Linked DNA regions of Homo sapiens: region 1 is linked to region 2. Evidence: chromatin loops called from intact Hi-C (ENCODE). Cell type or tissue: PC-9. All regions are shown on one strand. Each heading gives the region's core, and the rest is flanking DNA. Links, peaks and the distances in the headings are about the cores only. Region 1 overlaps UGP2 (UDP-glucose pyrophosphorylase 2). Region 2 overlaps EHBP1 (EH domain binding protein 1).

Region 1 (8,307 bases), core at 1-8,000, 1.1 Mb after region 2:
TGTTGCGGTGCTAGCTCCCGTTTTCCTCTTGCCCCATCACCAGCTTTACCTTTCTTACTAGTGGTGGGAAGCAGACATCTTGGAATGCTAACCTGGTGCTTATTTTCTGGGAAAGAAAGAGATCCACCCCTGAATATATCCATTTGTAAGAATGGGCAGTATTTCCCAGATAGGTTTTCAGGGAAAAGAACAATCTCACAACTACATAAGTTTGAGAAAATTTACTTGATACATCCCTTCTTTTGGAGAGTCATAAAACATGAATATCTTAAAAATATGATGGGTCCTCCCATCTGTATGACCATAGAGACATGTTTTTGCAGCAGCTATCACCATCTGGAAAACAGATTTTGGACAACACAGATACTGAGAGATTTTCTTAAATGGATTCACCTATAATTAAATTACTTATTGATAGACTCTGAAAAGAAGTGAAATTTTATTTAACTTTAATGTATTATTTTATTTAAAGGCCTGAAATGCTCTACAGGGTCAATATTGAAAAAGAACTTTTTTTTTTTTAAAGGTACCCGAGGATTAATAAAGAATCTTTACTTCCTGTAGCAAAGGACGTGTCTTACTCAGGGGAAAATACAGAAGCTTGGTACCCTCCAGGTCATGGTGATATTTACGCCAGTTTCTACAACTCTGGATTGCTTGATACCTTTATAGGAGAAGGCAAAGAGTATATTTTTGTGTCTAACATAGATAATCTGGGTGCCACAGTGGATCTGTATATTCTTAATCATCTAATGAACCCACCCAATGGAAAACGCTGTGAATTTGTCATGGAAGTCACAAATAAAACACGTGCAGATGTAAAGGTAAATACCGAGAGGAAGCAGTTTAGGGCTTCATGTTTTCACATTTCGTAAGTTATGAAGTTAAAGACTTTTTTATTTGAAAGTTTCTATGTTAAACAACACATTTAATATGTTCTGTTTGACATAATAGTATGTATCATAAATCCATAATAAATAGTATCAAAATCATCTCTATTTTTTTGGATAAGCTACATCAGTAATTTTAACTAAAATAATTTCATACATATTTATGGCAAAAATCTGAAACATGTGAAATCTTTCAGTAAAGTTGTCCAAACCTTTAATACTCTTCTAGTTTGGCATTTAAATGTTATTTCATTGTCCCTTTTATGAAAATTTACTCTGTTTCTACATAATGTATTTATATATTTTTTGTATAATCACTATCTTTGTATTTACAAAAAAATGCACTTGAGACTGATGTGGAGGCACTCACTATTTTCTGCCTTTCTAGGGCGGGACACTCACTCAATATGAAGGCAAACTGAGACTGGTGGAAATTGCTCAAGTGCCAAAAGCACATGTAGACGAGTTCAAGTCTGTATCAAAGTTCAAAATATTTAATACAAACAACCTATGGATTTCTCTTGCAGCAGTTAAAAGACTGCAGGAGCAAAATGCCATTGACATGGAAATCATTGTGAATGCAAAGGTAAGCCAAGGTTGTGGCCCATTGAGCTTCCTGGTTCCTAAGGTCATAGTAGGCTACACACAGACCCCATCGCCCACTCCCTCTGTCCCATCTATTCCATTGGTCACTCCCTTTTGCCTTTTCAGACTCTAGTTCCTAGCCCTGTCTTCCAGAATCTGCTGTCACCCCTCTAGTGTGCCAAGTTATGGTGCCCTATATTTGACCCTGGGTTGTGGTAGTGGCAAAAACACTGGGCTTCAAAAGTAGAGAACCTACTTCAGTCTTAGTTGTTGCTCTGACACTCATAGGTCATTTGGCCATCGGTACTTTGCATGAGTTTTCTGAACCTATGGTTTATCATGAAATGATATTACTGAACAGAAGAGTTTTAAGACTGAAAAAAGATTACATGTTTAAGAGTTTGGCATATGATAGGTGCTTGATAAATGTCAGTTCTCAAAATTATTTTTCTGGCCAGGCTCAGTGGCTTATACCTGTAATCCCAGCATTTTGGGAGGCCGAGGCCGGCAGATCACTTGAGGCCAGGACCAACCTGGCCAACATAGTGAAACCCCATCTCTACTAAAAATACAAAAAACTAGCTGGGTAGGTGGCACATGCCTATAATTCCAGCTACTCGGGAAGCTGAGGCATAAGAATTGCTTGAACCCAGGAGGGCAGAGGCTACAGTGAGCCGAGATTGCGCCACTGCACTCCAGCCTGGGTGACAGATCAAGACTCCTTCTCAAAAAAAAAAAAAAATTTTTTTTTTTCCATCAATGGATCTCTGAAATCACTTCCCAAATATTAACTAACCTACATGGAACTAAGTTGTAGGTGCCTAAAACCTCTGTTTTCTATTCCCCACCCCTAATTTCTTACAGACTTTGGATGGAGGCCTGAATGTCATTCAATTAGAAACTGCAGTAGGGGCTGCCATCAAAAGTTTTGAGAATTCTCTAGGTATTAATGTGCCAAGGAGCCGTTTTCTGCCTGTCAAAACCACATCAGATCTCTTGCTGGTGATGTCAAACCTCTATAGTCTTAATGCAGGATCTCTGACAATGAGTGAAAAGCGGGAATTTCCTACAGTGCCCTTGGTTAAATTAGGCAGTTCTTTTACGAAGGTACGTAACTATAAAGATATGTGAGTTCATATTTCTTAAATGTGTAATTATAAAGATATGATATACATGTGAATTGGAGACTAATTACAGTCTCTACCACTGACCTGTTGTATTCCTCTGTCTTTGATACCTTTTAAAGGGAATTGACCATAGAAGATAAATATTTTACTTCACATTTGAAACATGATTGCCATATGGAGAGTAGAAAATAATCTTTAAATTTTGGGGCATTTTATCTTCTGTCTCTTCCAAGACCAGTACTGCTTTCATCAGTGGGAAAAGGTTAATTCTGGCTTAACAAATACTTATTGAATGCCTATCATGTACTGGGCAGTGTTCTAGGTTCTAGGGATTTAGCAGTAAACAAAACAGACTAAATCTTTGTCTTCACGGAATTGACATTCTAGTGGGGAAAGGATGATAAGTAAGTAAATGTATGATATACCAAGTGGTGGAAAATGCTATGGAGAAACAAAGCAAGGGTGGAGAATAGGGAATGCCTGGGGAGGTGGCGGGGTGGTGTTGATGGTGTAATTTTACATTGAGTGGCCACAGGCAGCCTCATTGAGTTGATTGAGTCTGACAAATCGGTATCTAGTGCAAAAAGTGTTCTAGACAGGTGGAATAGCAAGTACAGTACATCCTCAGTGTCATCAGTATGTTCTTGGAAACTGCCACAGTAAGCAGAACAATGTGTAACACATTTTGCCATAGGCTAATTGATATAAACAAGAGTTCAGTTCCTACAGTTTATTTCTGGTCACAAAAATATCACCAAATTTTAAAAACAAAACACTTCTAATATTAAACTCTGAAATAAATGTGAGCTGTACATACATTGATTAATAAAAACAAGATAATTCTTGACTCACTTATTCCAGTTCAGGTTCACTGGTGACCAGAGCTTATCCCGGCAGCTCAGGGCACAAGGCAGGAGCCAACCCTGCACAGGCCGCCATCCCATCTCAGGGCACACTCACACATATCCACACTCATACTGGGACCATGTAGACACACCAGTTCACCTAACATGCACATCTTTGGGATGTGGGAAGAAACCAGAATAGTTGGAGAAAACCCACACAGATGTGGGGAGAACGTGCAAACTCCACACAGACAGTAGCCCTGGCTGGCAATCCTTTTTTTCCCCTCATCAGCGTTATAACAAAGTAACATTGAACAAAACAGCACTATCTGTGGACCTGCTGTAAAACTCCAACCTAGCCTGATAAGTGAAATCCAAAAAATTTAATCAATGAAATGTGACACTGTGAGCCTTTGTGGTTGGCCTATGGGGTCCTGCTCTGCCATCCAAGTCTGTTTTAGTCCACAGCAGGTGTGGTTTGGTGCCACCTGCTGTGGATGTGTAGAATGCAGATGGGGAATTAGAAACTATGAATGCATGTGTCCTCAGAGTCAAATGAAGAAAATATTTCAAGTGGGATTGATCATGTGTCAAATGCTGCTGCTGATTCAAGTAAGATGAGAATTAGATTTATCAGTATGGAGGTTTGGGAGCCTCACAGGCATGGATTTAAAAGAGAATGAAAAACGAGGAATTGGAGATATGAATATCGAAAACTCAAGAGTTTTGCCTTAAAGAGAAACAGAGAAATGGGGCTATAGGTAGAAAGGAATATAGGATTTGAGTTTTTGTTTTTTTTTAATGGGAGGATGTTTATACATTAATGGGAATGCAGTCAGGAGGGAAAAAAGACTGAAGAGGGAGAGTTGCTGAAACAACACTTGATAGGCCATAAGAAGGGATCTGATGAACAAATGGAGAGGCTGGCTTTAAGTAGGAATAGAAGCAGTCCAATTCCAGTACTAGGAAGGCAGAGTAATGGGCAATGGGGGCAAAGTAGTGGTGGTGGTGGATGGAAACAAGTGGAAGTTTTCTAATTGCTCCCATTTTCCCAGCAAAATAGGAAACGGGGTCACATAGGACAATCTCTAGTGCTTGTAAATCTAAGGAAATAAAAAGACAAAGATGGTGATAACATAATAATTTGTGCTGTTGCTCTTCCTAAAATGTGCTCTAATTTTTCAGAATCCGACCTATCCACTAAAGTCCAGCTCCAGTCTAGCCTGCTTCAAAGCATGATCTCTTTTTTTCAGTTAAATTCAGATTGTGTGAACTATTCATCTGGCTCTTGGCATGTTGATTATCTTTAAAAAAAAAAAGAAAAAAAACCCTTAGATCTGCTCAACTATCTTGTAAATTGCTTGGTGTAAAAACAATGTTTGTAGCTCCTGGTCTTTCCTGCACGGCATTTAGCATATAATGAGTGCTTAATAAGTAGGTGCTTCCCACAGAGGACCTGAGCTTTGCCAAAAAAGGTTTCTACAGTTCAGTTAAACTTTCTTGTTAATATTTTTCCTGTCTTTCTTTGAACCCATTTGAGACAAATTTTTATGTTTCTCCTTTTCTGTAAGGTTCAAGATTATCTAAGAAGATTTGAAAGTATACCAGATATGCTTGAATTGGATCACCTCACAGTTTCAGGAGATGTGACATTTGGAAAAAATGTTTCATTAAAGGTATGTTGTTACAATGAAAATTATATTTCTTACAGCTTACAATATAGGTCTCATTTTCTAGTCATAAATTTACATTTACTTTAAGGAATACTTGTTAGTCTTAGTGCCACCTTAATTACTAGTGTAATTATTTTACTGAAATGAGAATCTTTAAAATAGGATCACTATTAGCATTAGCTTACTAAAGATGATTGAGTAAAAGCAGAAAAAAAATGACAATTTGTACTGAATATAACCTATTAAAGGAATGTTATCACTGTAAGAATATTCATTTACATTATTGTAGTACTCAGGTACTCTTCAGTGTCATTCCAGCCTCACGTAAGAAATAGGAGGGAAACGGGGGTATAAAAGTATTAAAGCTCACCAAAGATACAATAGCTTTTTCCAAATCATGTAATTTTTTAAAAAATCTCCTAACTAGATTTCATATACTCCTCCCATTAAAGCTACTTACTTAAATGAAGATCTTGAAAAAACAAATACATATATTGAATTTTATTGCTGAGACTGCCTAAAGACTTAAGACATGAAAAATCTTATCAGTAAACTGTTATAAAAACAACAACAAAAGCCCTATATGTAAATGTAAACCAAGCACCTTTTAATTTCTCTATGAAGGTTAGATAATGCTGGTGGCCTTGCAAGTAGGCCTCCAAAAGGGGCTGGCCATGCTGTGGCACCGGGTCCACTTCCCGCTCTTAGTTCTACCTCTAACAAGGAGACAGAGAATCTAGAACTACTGCCAGGATTGTTACAGAAGGACACATTACAATTTTCCTTAACTGTTATTTGTTTTTCATGTTTAATATTGTTTATAAAAAAAGTTACTTCACTGTAAAAAAAAAAAAGTTGTACATAAACTTGATCACTGTAAGATAATCAAATTGCATTTCAGTTGCAAGTACACTCTTTTGTTTTCCCTGTCACTTAGGGAACGGTTATCATCATTGCAAATCATGGTGACAGAATTGATATCCCACCTGGAGCAGTATTAGAGAACAAGATTGTGTCTGGAAACCTTCGCATCTTGGACCACTGAAATGAAAAATACTGTGGACACTTAAATAATGGGCTAGTTTCTTACAATGAAATGTTCTCTAGGATTCTAAAATAGGCAGGTACTTTACTATGTTACTGTACCCTGCAGTGTTGATTTTTAAAATAGAGTTTTCTGCAGTATGCTTTTAGTCTAAGAAAAGCACAGATGGAGCAATACTTTCCTTCTTTGAAGAGAATCCCAAAAGTTAGTTCATCTTAAAGTGCAATATTGTTTAATCTTAAAACTGGGCAACTTTGGAAGAACTTTTAACAGAAGCCTCAATGATGATCACTTTGAATTGCTTGTGATTTCAAAAATAAAGCAGTGAAGCAATACTTGTGTACACTGGTACTTTATAATGCTAACTATAAACTGGTTTATTGTTGTTAGACAGTTACTATATTAGTTGGAAGATTTGCCCTTTAAGTACACACTGGCTAGTTACCTAGCCAGTGTGTACTTAATGAGTCCAGTTTTTGGCATTTCTAAGAATCTTAATCATACCATTATTTCCACAGGAATTAAACTGAAGGTATTTTCTTTAGTACCTACCTTTCATCTAGTTCTAAAACTGGGATGCCTGCCATGCTTTCCACAAACTCTCCATTTATTGAAACAAAGTGGCATTTATTTTCCCAGCTGACGGGGGTGGGCAAAGGGAAGGCATTTCTTCACATCCTTGTACTCTTCTATAGTGAGGTAGGGGGTATAGCTTCATAAAAAGTTCCCTTTCCCTGAAGCTTCATTTCCTGAAGCTTGTTTATTATCACTGAAAAAATGATCATTAATAATCTTTCCATTCAGGTCTGCTGGTAGTTCAATTTATGCCTTTTCTTTAAATTCATCCATACTTGTTTTGAGTAGGCTGCTTGTTTAAAGTTCACAATATACCACTTAAAAAAAAGTTGCCTTTTAAAGTCTGTTAATTTTTTACAGCTTTATTTTAGACAGATAGTTTAAGAACCAAAGACATACCTCTGTAATGATAAAGGAAAGAAAACAAGCTTTCCTTTTAAGAAACCAAAGAGCACAAAATAAGACTGTTTCATTATACATAATCACCACAGGATATTAGGCACTCTGACAGGGTTAGGCAAGATTCTTGGTGTGAGGTGAAGCACAGGCACTTTATTTGTACAGTGCTGCTGATTCTAATTTTGAAGGTAGGTATTATAAAAGTCTTTACTTGTCACCTTATTTCTGGCCCCAACACAGCAGCCTATAGTTTTAAAAGTTCTGTTTCTCCCTGGTCTTTGTTCGTATACACATCGAAAGTAACTTAAAAACAAGGATCCAAGGGGGCCATACTTCATATGTTATCTAAATGTTAATATGAGAACTCAAAAGTAGGCAGATTATATGAATACATATTCTTACCTCTGCTACAAATAAAAACACCCCAAACCCTTCATCATACTTTTATAAAAATACAGATATTAAACTGTAGCCTTTTATATACCATTTCTGAAAAGTATTTAGTTGCATAAATAGATGCCAGGATCTTTTTTTTTAAGTATTAATTACTTAAAAAAAGGCTTAAGTCTTTCAGGTATTTAGAGAGCTCTGGAAGGCTTTACCCAGTTGACATACGGTGGTAGTAGAAATATTAAATATGCAACACACAAAGCCTGCAACTTGACATTGGTCACTGAAACAAAAATTGAATTCCTAAATCCAAGCAATCAAAAGATGTTTATTTTTTATAGAAAGATCTGTAAAAAAATAATAATTTTTCAAACAGCTTTACTTTCATAGAGAAAACTTTCTACAGAAGTTGACTAAGATTTTAAATTGTACCATCATTAAATAAGGTGGGACACCATATGAATTTCATTGCACTGGAAGAAATGCAAAGCATTTTTTAATATAAAGTATACAGAGCATTCTAGTCAACTACAGCTGTGTTACAGCTATGTGTTCTTTTGGATTTGGTCCAAAGAAACCTGAGTCTGTTTCCAGAGAGAATGAAAAATGTTATAGACACCTGATCAGTTACTCCTCACTGTAGGATGCACAAAAATGACATTCCTTGTAGATCCCACTGAATCCAGTTTCCCAACACTTGATACTTTCCTTTTTCCCTTCCCCCACCCCAGTTCACTTTGGGTTTCAGGTTCAATTCTCGAATCACAGGCATCCAGA
Region 2 (8,344 bases), core at 9-8,008:
TTAGTGTCTGTGGCTTTTCCAGGTGCACAGTGCAACCTCTCAGTGGATCTACCATTCTGGAGTCTGAAAGATGGTGGACCTCTTCTCACAGCTCCACTAGGCAGTGCCCCAGTGGGGACTCTGTGTAGGGGCTCCAACCTGACACTTCCCTTCCACACAGCCCTAGCAGAGTTTCCCCATGAGGGCTCTGCCCCTGCAGCAAACTTCTATCTGGACATCCAGGCCTTTGTATACATCCTCTGAAATCTAGGTGGAGGTTTCTAATCCTGAGTTCTTGACTTCTGTGCATTCACAGGCCCAACACCACGTAGAAGCTGCCAAGGCTTGGGGCTTGCACCCTCTGAAGCAATGGCTTAAGCTGTATGTTGGCCCCTTTTAGCCCTTGCTCAAGTGGCTGGGACACAGGGCACCAAGTCCCAAGGCTGCACACAGCAGGGGAGCCCTGGACCTGGCTCAGGAAACCATTTTTCCCTTCCAGGCCTCCTGGCCTGTGATGGGAGGGGCTGCTGTGAAGGTCTCTGACATGAACTGGGGACATTTTCCCCATTGTCTTGGTGACTAACATTAGTCTCCTCATTACTTATGCAAATTTCTGCAGTTGGCTTGAATTTCTGCCCAGAAAATGGGGTTTTCTTTTTTATCACATTGTCAGGCTGTAAATTTTCCAAATGTTTTGCTCTGCTTCCTCCTGAATGCTTTGCTGCTTAGAAATTTCCTCTGCTGGATACCCTAAATCATCTCTTTCAAGTTCAAAGTTCCACAGATCTCTGGGGCAGGATGAATTTAGAAATAAATCAGCCTTAATAACTTTGAAGAATTTCCCCTTTACCCTTAAAATTAGGAAAAATTTAGAAAAGTGGTCAAATGACATGAAATGGATATAAAACTACTAATTAAATCACTAAAAATCATGATGTATTTACTTTATATTAAATCTTTTCAGCCAAAGCAATTAACAATATATGTTTCCTACCTCTTTTGATATTTTCCAAAATCACATTTTTTCTTTTCAAACTGAAGAAGAGAAAGATTGAATTTTTTTATAAAGGAGACCATTGTTCTACTTAATTTGGGTCACAGAATGATTGTTTTTTGGATTTCATTATCCTGGGTACTGTGATATTGGTTATACATTTACTTCCTAACATTGGGGATATGAATAAGACAAAGTTTCACCTGCATGTAGTTCTCAATCTAGTCAGAGAGGCAGATCTGTAAGCAAATCATCGAAATATAGTGAGGATGCTAAAGAGGCAGGTGGCAGGCCCCTTGAAGACGTCCAGGAGTACTCATATCTATCAGGGGCATGGGAAAGGCTTTATGGAGCAGTTGCCACATGAACTTGAAAGACTTTTAAAAGTTCACTCACCAGATAATTGTGTGAAGAGAATGGGGTCTGAGGTAAGCACAGAGGGAATAGCCTTGGTAAAGGCACAGAGATAAAATTGTTACAGCTTTATACCCAAAGTGAGGAGAGTACTAGGGGTTGAAGCTATCAACATGAGCCCTTACTCATCTTGGGTAAGACTATGGATGGCCTTGTGTGCCATACCGAGGAATTTGAACTTTATCCTAGCAGCCTGTGGATCCCAAACTTGGCTGCCTATGAGAATCACTTCTGGACTATGAAAACATATAGATTTGCCCACTGGACCCTCTATGATTCTGATTCATCATTCCAGTAAGCTATCAGGAAGCATGGAAAAGTTTTAAGCAGAGTGATAATATGGTCAGATTTGTATTTTTAAATAATCAGTTTTTACCTTTCAAACTTTTTTTTACTGTAGCTGTAAGAAATACATTTTATATTATGATCTAGTATACACATATATGTACCTGTGAACAACTGAAACAAGTCTTACTCTTACAAGTATTGTGGGATGTACTGTGGTATTTTCTGTTCTATCCTGATGTTTTAGAATGCTGTTTGCAAACCGCTTAATTGACTTTGCAACCCATTAAAATGAATTCACCATCCACTAATGGATCATAACCCACAGTTTAAAAAAGATATTTCTATAGAGAATGAATTGAAATGTGCAAAACTGAAGGACTTGAGATCAGATAGGCAACTGATTCAGTTATCCAAGTAACAGATGTCATGGGCGTGAACTGGGACAGTGGCCTTAGCAGGTGCAGACAGAGAAGAGGCGAAAAAGATTCAGAAGTGTGTAGAAGGTAGTGGAATCACTTCTTAGTGACTCATTTCAAGGGCTAAGGGAGGTCAGAGAGTGTAGGGTGACTTCCAGATTTCTAGTTTGAATGTTTAGATAATTTGCTCTTAGTCAGTATAGAGAACACAAAGGAAGAATTGGTAGGAGTGGGTTGTGGCGGGGGAAAGATATCCAGAAGGCAGTTGGATATATCAGTGATTTTTTTCCAAGTGAGATTCCTTTAAATTTTATTTTCTTTTTCTTATTAAAATATATATTTTAAGGCCCTGTATTCTCCTTCACCTTTCTTATACAACCTACTTTTTCTTACATTGGTTTCTAGTGTTTTTATGTGGATTGCCCTAAAATATTTTTAAACTTTCTGCTTATGCTGTAAACTACTGTAATACCATTCCAGTCTTTTCCAGGACATATATAACTCCTTGCCCAAATGAAACTTACGAAACTTTTTTTTTTCTTTCTGAACCACATCATCCTTTCCTCATCCATCAGAGGTAGTGATCTCATTTTTCTGACCTTTCTGCGTGTTGTTCCATTTTGTATTTCCAGCTTTGTGGGCATTAGTTGTCTACTGCATTCCCGTATGTAACCAACTAAACATTGTTATAAGCAGTGCAGCAATGCTTGCTGGAACTTGATAATTTTCTGCCACTTGTGATTCAGTTAAATAGATCAGATTATAGTCATATTAGGGTTTGGCTGGGCAGTTCTGGCTTTGAAATCTCTCATGCAGTTGTAGTCTGAGGTGGTTGGGGTAGAACATGAGGGGAGGAAGGACTGGAGCCCATGAGATGGACCCTGGCATTTCATGTGGTATCAAGGCCTCTCCATTTCCTCTCTTTCAGTGGGTTAGTGTGGATTTTTTTCAAGGCAGTTGGATTACTTTCATGGCAGCTAAAGACTTCAAGAATGACTATTCTAGCTCTCCCAGTGTAAGTTGCATCACCTTCTTGACCTAGCCTTGCCACATAGTGTTACTTCATCATTTTATGTTAGCTGTAAGCCAATCACAAACCTGCCGTGGTTCAAAGGGGAGGGGAATTAGACTCTACCTCTTGATTGGGAAGTGGTAAGGCTCTAGAAGAAAATGTGGGATGAGAAATATTTTTGTAGGCAATCTGCAATAGCTATGTAGAAAATATATCAATGTCATCATACAGATTTTTAGTTTTGCCTGGAGTTTGCTACTGTGTTCGTACTGCACCTTGAATCTTAAAGATTAAGTTAGCTTTTATGATTTAATTTTTCACATCTTGTTTAATTTCTGAACTTGGATAATTTGCTTTCTCCGCAGCAGAATTAAGTATATAGTTATGAAGATGCTTTAAGCCTATGTGTTAGGTTTCACTGGTACAGGACAGTTGCAGGCAGCAGCAGTTTGGCCAGCTCTGCAGAGTGGGCAATTTTGAATTGCATGTTATCTTGTGTGTTTTCTAAGAGCAGTTCTTGATTCCTGTCTTCAAAACTCTAAGGGACCCCTGTAGCCTGTTGAGTAGACTGCTGAAAGTTTTAAATAACTGAAAATACGTTCTCACTTTAACTGCTATGTTCCTTGTTAGACCGCAGGCATGGCTGTATGACATAAACCAAATATTACTGGCTGTATTTCATAGCCTTGCAAGTTTTCATTAGCAATAGGAAATGAATCTGACAAGACGCTGTCTTTCTTTAAGTATGTGCACTATTATTGCTTATTTTCAGAAATAAGCTCCTATCAGTATAGTCATGATTTTTGACTGATAAAGTTTAGTTCCCAGTTCTGCTGCCGTGCTTGAATTATACTTAATAAATATCATTTGATAATCTGCTGACATAAATACTAATTTTAACAATGGTTCTAAAGTTATATTTTATAAATATACTATGCAGGAAAAGAAATCCCTGAGGATAGAAAATACAAAACAACAATTAATATGGATACTCCTGTTGCCCCTCCTGCACCACCCCACACTGCACCGCTGCCCCCCCCCCCCACCCCCTTGCTCCATTAATGTGTTCTTTCATAGAGGCGTGGCAAGTTTGTCTATATTGAAGAAAGCCTATCTGGAATAGTCATTTAGTGTAATGCTGTTTAGAGTATTATAACCACTTGATGGCACCCTTTGATTTGGTACAAACCTCATTAGCCATAGCACAGTGCAGCATAGTAGTTGTAATGGAATAACACATAAGAACTAAAGACTGCAAGGTATCTGGTTAATGTAGAGATGAAATGAATGCAATAGCAAGGCTAAGCTTTCCTGACCCTTCATGAAAGAATAGATGAAAAAAGGAAGAATAAGCTATTGTGCCAAAGGGAGATGATGAAATTCAAGATCCACACACATAATCTCTGGCTCAGCCTCTGAAATGTTAATCCCTGGGTAGAATTATTTGAGCTATAGATTGCAATTTATCATCAAAATGGCACTGTGTCAAACAATACTTTTTATATGTGTGGTGTTTAGAACTATCCAATTTTAATATAAAATGGTTCACAGAGCACTGGCTAATATTTAAGTAGCAACTCTTTAAGGTTGTGATTTGGGGGAATGGAGTAGGATGGTTTCTTTACATCAAAATATGAATTGTGTTTTAGATAGAAGGCTTTGGGAGAATTTTTTTCTTTTTCTCAGTGACAGTTTATTTTTAATGCCAGGAAAAGGGATTTTTAAAGAATGCCTCTTTTAAATTAAGTGGTTTAGAATTGTTTTCTTTCATAGACAAATGATGTTTTTGTAATTATACAATAATTCTGTAATTTTTTCTAACATTGCTTAAAAATATGCTAGCTGATGAAATGTTATATATTTAAAGGTTTATGTGGTCTTTCCTATTCCAATATAAAATATTTGTATGTTTTCTCTTATTTAAATCACCCAACTTCTGCCCACTAGGGAGTGGAGTCATAATTCGTATGTGTTGTGATGTTTTTTCCCTTAAAACCAAATTCTTCCAATTAAAAGAACTAAACTTTGATAGTATAGGTGGAGGGGTGGGTATTGCATATGTCTATTAATCTGTCACTCTGAGTAATACTCATGTTATGGACTTTTCCTGTGTACCAAAAAAAAAACCCTGTTGTTATTTTCTAGAAAATTAGGAAACTTAAAATAACCCTGTTTCTGGAATCTAGAAGCTTGAAATTCCAGTTTAACTATATATTTTTCCTTTAAACTTTATCATACTAATTTATAAGAGGCTTTTTTTGCCTCCTTTCACTTAAGAAAAGCAATTATTTTCTGTTATTACTAAGAAATTATTTTACTTAATTTTGTTTTTATATTCTTCTTACCTGTTTCTGAAGGTTTGCCAATAAGCTTGATCTTTAACAGAAACCTATATTTAATTTACACCTAATAGATCATACCATTCCAGTACCTTCATTACTAATTGCAGATGTTGAAGGCATGCTGTGACCCTGTTAGATGTATTAGATGCTGTAGCACAAATCTATGAAACGCCACTCATCTGTGCATGAATAATTCTGTGTTACCATATTTTAGCTCTGGTGGGAAAAATATTTGATTTACTGGTGGTAGGGAACATGAGAGGAGTCACTGTGAAAAGCATATGTCCTGTGAAAATGTCTTGTCTTTGGCAGCTGTCTTCTTTTAGTGATCATGAAGAGTTAAACCTTAGATCCAGAGTCACACCTATGGAGACTAGAAGTTGTGCATGTTTGAGATATTGCTGGCCCTTTATAATACCCAGTCATCAAGAACAGATAGTATGGAGTAGTCTTTTGGCTGTTGCCATTAATAAGAGTGCTCTGTGAGACTGCATAGCCATTTCAAATTGTTTTTGGAGGCAAAGGGTTCAGAATGTACATTAGGAAGACACAAACACATATATATGTAGTAGAAAAAGACCTTGGAATTCCTAACTTGGTAAAATATTACAAAGTTGCTTCATCTATTTACGTAATTACATCTGCTGACGTTTTAATTTAAATGCCACCTAGAAAGTTGATAGAGTTAAGTTTAGCTGAGTGTTTTAAAAATGTGACTTTCTCAACTATGTAACACTTCTCCACCCACCCACCCACCAAAAGGCCTACTCCCTGCTTTCTGTTTCTGAGGACAGAATGTTATAAAGGACGGTTAGTGCCTCAAACGTGCACAACCTCTGATCTTCAGAGGTCTGGCTCTGGATTTAATTCTTAACTATTCATGATCACTTAAAGATGACAGCTGCCAAAGTCAAGATTTCAGTAACCTTTTAAGTAAGCTCCTGGTTCCACACGGAGTGCCAATGCATACATCTTCCAACCCACTGCACTGGCAGTCTCATACCCAATGCTGAATACAGTGTTCCAGCCTGGTGCCTTTCAGCACACACAAAACTGATCAATGTCCAATTTTATCCAACCACCCACACTAAATATGAAACCTCGTGATGCTGTCACAGATGCCTGCAGGGTAGCACTCCTGCAAATTTTAAAAAACATGAGATTGTTAAAACAACTAGGAAAAACCCCTTTCTGATGCCAGTTACCTAAAACTTACTTGTTTTTGAAGTAGCACCTTTAGTTTTCTATATGATGTCAGCGAATATAATTTGTTGAGAAAAATGTTTCTTACACATTGTTTTTCCACATCCTCCTAGTTTTATAGGCCTTATTAAATAGTTTCAGTGAGCCAGTCTTTGAAATAAAGCCCAGGTGAATATTTATATTTCCACTGTAGCAGCAGCATGCATTCTTGATGATTGACCTTTACCCTGACATAATGTCGTCTTGTGACATTGAATGAAATAAATGAAGAAACTAGTCCTTGGCTTGATTTGTATTGGCAGAAGAAAGCAAACAGAGTGGTTTGTCAGGTTGCTAAAAACGTCAAAATACAGTTCTGGGACAATTTCTAACACAAAGGTTTTTTGTTGTTTGTTTTGTTTTGTTTTTTAAATAATGTGTGGGTGGTTGGATGTTCTTTGAAAAAAGCACACATTTGAAAGGAAATTGAATTCCAGCAGTACCTGTATCAGATAATAATAGGAAGTAAATTGTTTCCCTTTATTTGAAGTTGCATTTTATTAGTCAGATGCTTGTTGGTGGCATGTTTAAACATTAAACATTTAGAGAACTGCACAGCTTTACAGAAAATAGTGTTACTTTATATAAGGATTATGTATTATTAAAAGAAATAAGGCTCTACTCCTATAAACACTTGTTGTGTTGTAACTTTAGTAATCATTAATTTTAAATAATTTTCGTTTCTACATGTAAGTTATACACGGTATAACAGAACTCCATTTGAAAAGTAAGGTCTAAAATATTTTTGTGTAATTCTCTTGTTACTTTATAGATTTTGGCTTTGCAGACAAGTTGACTATTTCCACAAGAGGTACCCATCAATGAAATATCCTGTTTTGTAGATGTTAGTGTTTATACCATTATTAAATGAGTACAACCCTATTCAATTATTGTCTCTTGTGTTTTATCTTGAAAGCATTGCTTTCAGGCAGTTAATCTATTTCAAATTAGTGTTGTAATATTTTTGTTGTTTTAAGTTATAACTCACTATTATGTTATTCCATAACCTTAAAACCTAGTTTCCCAATATAGATGTGGGTTTCTGGATTAAAATAATCAAATCACAGAAATTTAGAGCTAGAAGAAAACTTAGAAATCATAAAATTCTCCTTGCTCATTTTCAGATAAGGAAACTAAGATATCATCTGGTAACTAGCCCAAAGTCATATTGCTAATGAGTGGTAAACTATTCATTTTCATTCATTTTCTTCACTCCCAGACTGAGGTTCTATATACCAACTTTAAGTAGTACATGTATGTGATAACATGCTTTTAAATGTTTGCTTTTTATGCTTCTTCAAATAGTTCTAGAAAAATTGAATTTTTTAAAGAAAAAAACCATTTGTAATGAAAGGTTTTTAAGATAAACATCAGTTTTACTGAGGTAGATAATTTGATAGTATTTAAAGAAAATAAGACCAAAACAGCCAGCAGCCATATCTGGCTTATTCATTTAAGTTCAATGCATGTGATTCCCTGCTTCAGATCATGTGCTGCATATACTAGCTACATTTTAAAATCTAAAATCCCACTTAATCATACACTTTGCTAATATTTTTGGAAAATACATTTTTGAATAATATAAGAACATTTTAGTTTCATTTTAAAAGATGGTTATTATAAAGTTTTAAATTCTGTAATCGAGTGAAAAATATCT

What was found. A loop is a pair of places that touch in the nucleus more often than their neighbours do. Peaks named below come from ENCODE experiments on the same cell type or tissue, not always from the same donor. Only the 100,000 strongest peaks of a DNase experiment are listed, where the experiment ranks them.
Region 1: a loop joins it to region 2, with 12 times the contacts of the local background. A loop is called at or near these places in 2 of 110 quality-filtered maps.

The regions. Positions count from the first base shown.
Region 1 is chr2:63,885,063-63,893,369 of GRCh38, forward strand. UGP2 (UDP-glucose pyrophosphorylase 2) reads left to right here. Exons shown (of 10, transcript NM_006759.4): 6 at 527-824; 7 at 1,279-1,476; 8 at 2,340-2,582; 9 at 5,019-5,123; 10 at 6,058-6,498. The coding sequence ends at 6,165. VPS54 (VPS54 subunit of GARP complex) reads right to left here. Exons shown (of 23, transcript NM_016516.3): 23 at 7,088-8,307. Among named protein-coding and RNA genes, the nearest start is that of UGP2, 47 kb to the left of the region's middle. RefSeq lists a silencer at 3,753-4,047. In PC-9, for the core only: CTCF peaks have their summits at 3,921 (motif pointing left) and 4,127; no DNase peak of the experiment used is centred there.
Region 2 is chr2:62,783,260-62,791,603 of GRCh38, forward strand. The region is part of intron 5 of EHBP1 (EH domain binding protein 1); the gene reads left to right. Among named protein-coding and RNA genes, the nearest start is that of EHBP1, 82 kb to the left of the region's middle. RefSeq lists an enhancer at 2,034-2,103. In PC-9, for the core only: a CTCF peak has its summit at 4,305 (motif pointing right); no DNase peak of the experiment used is centred there.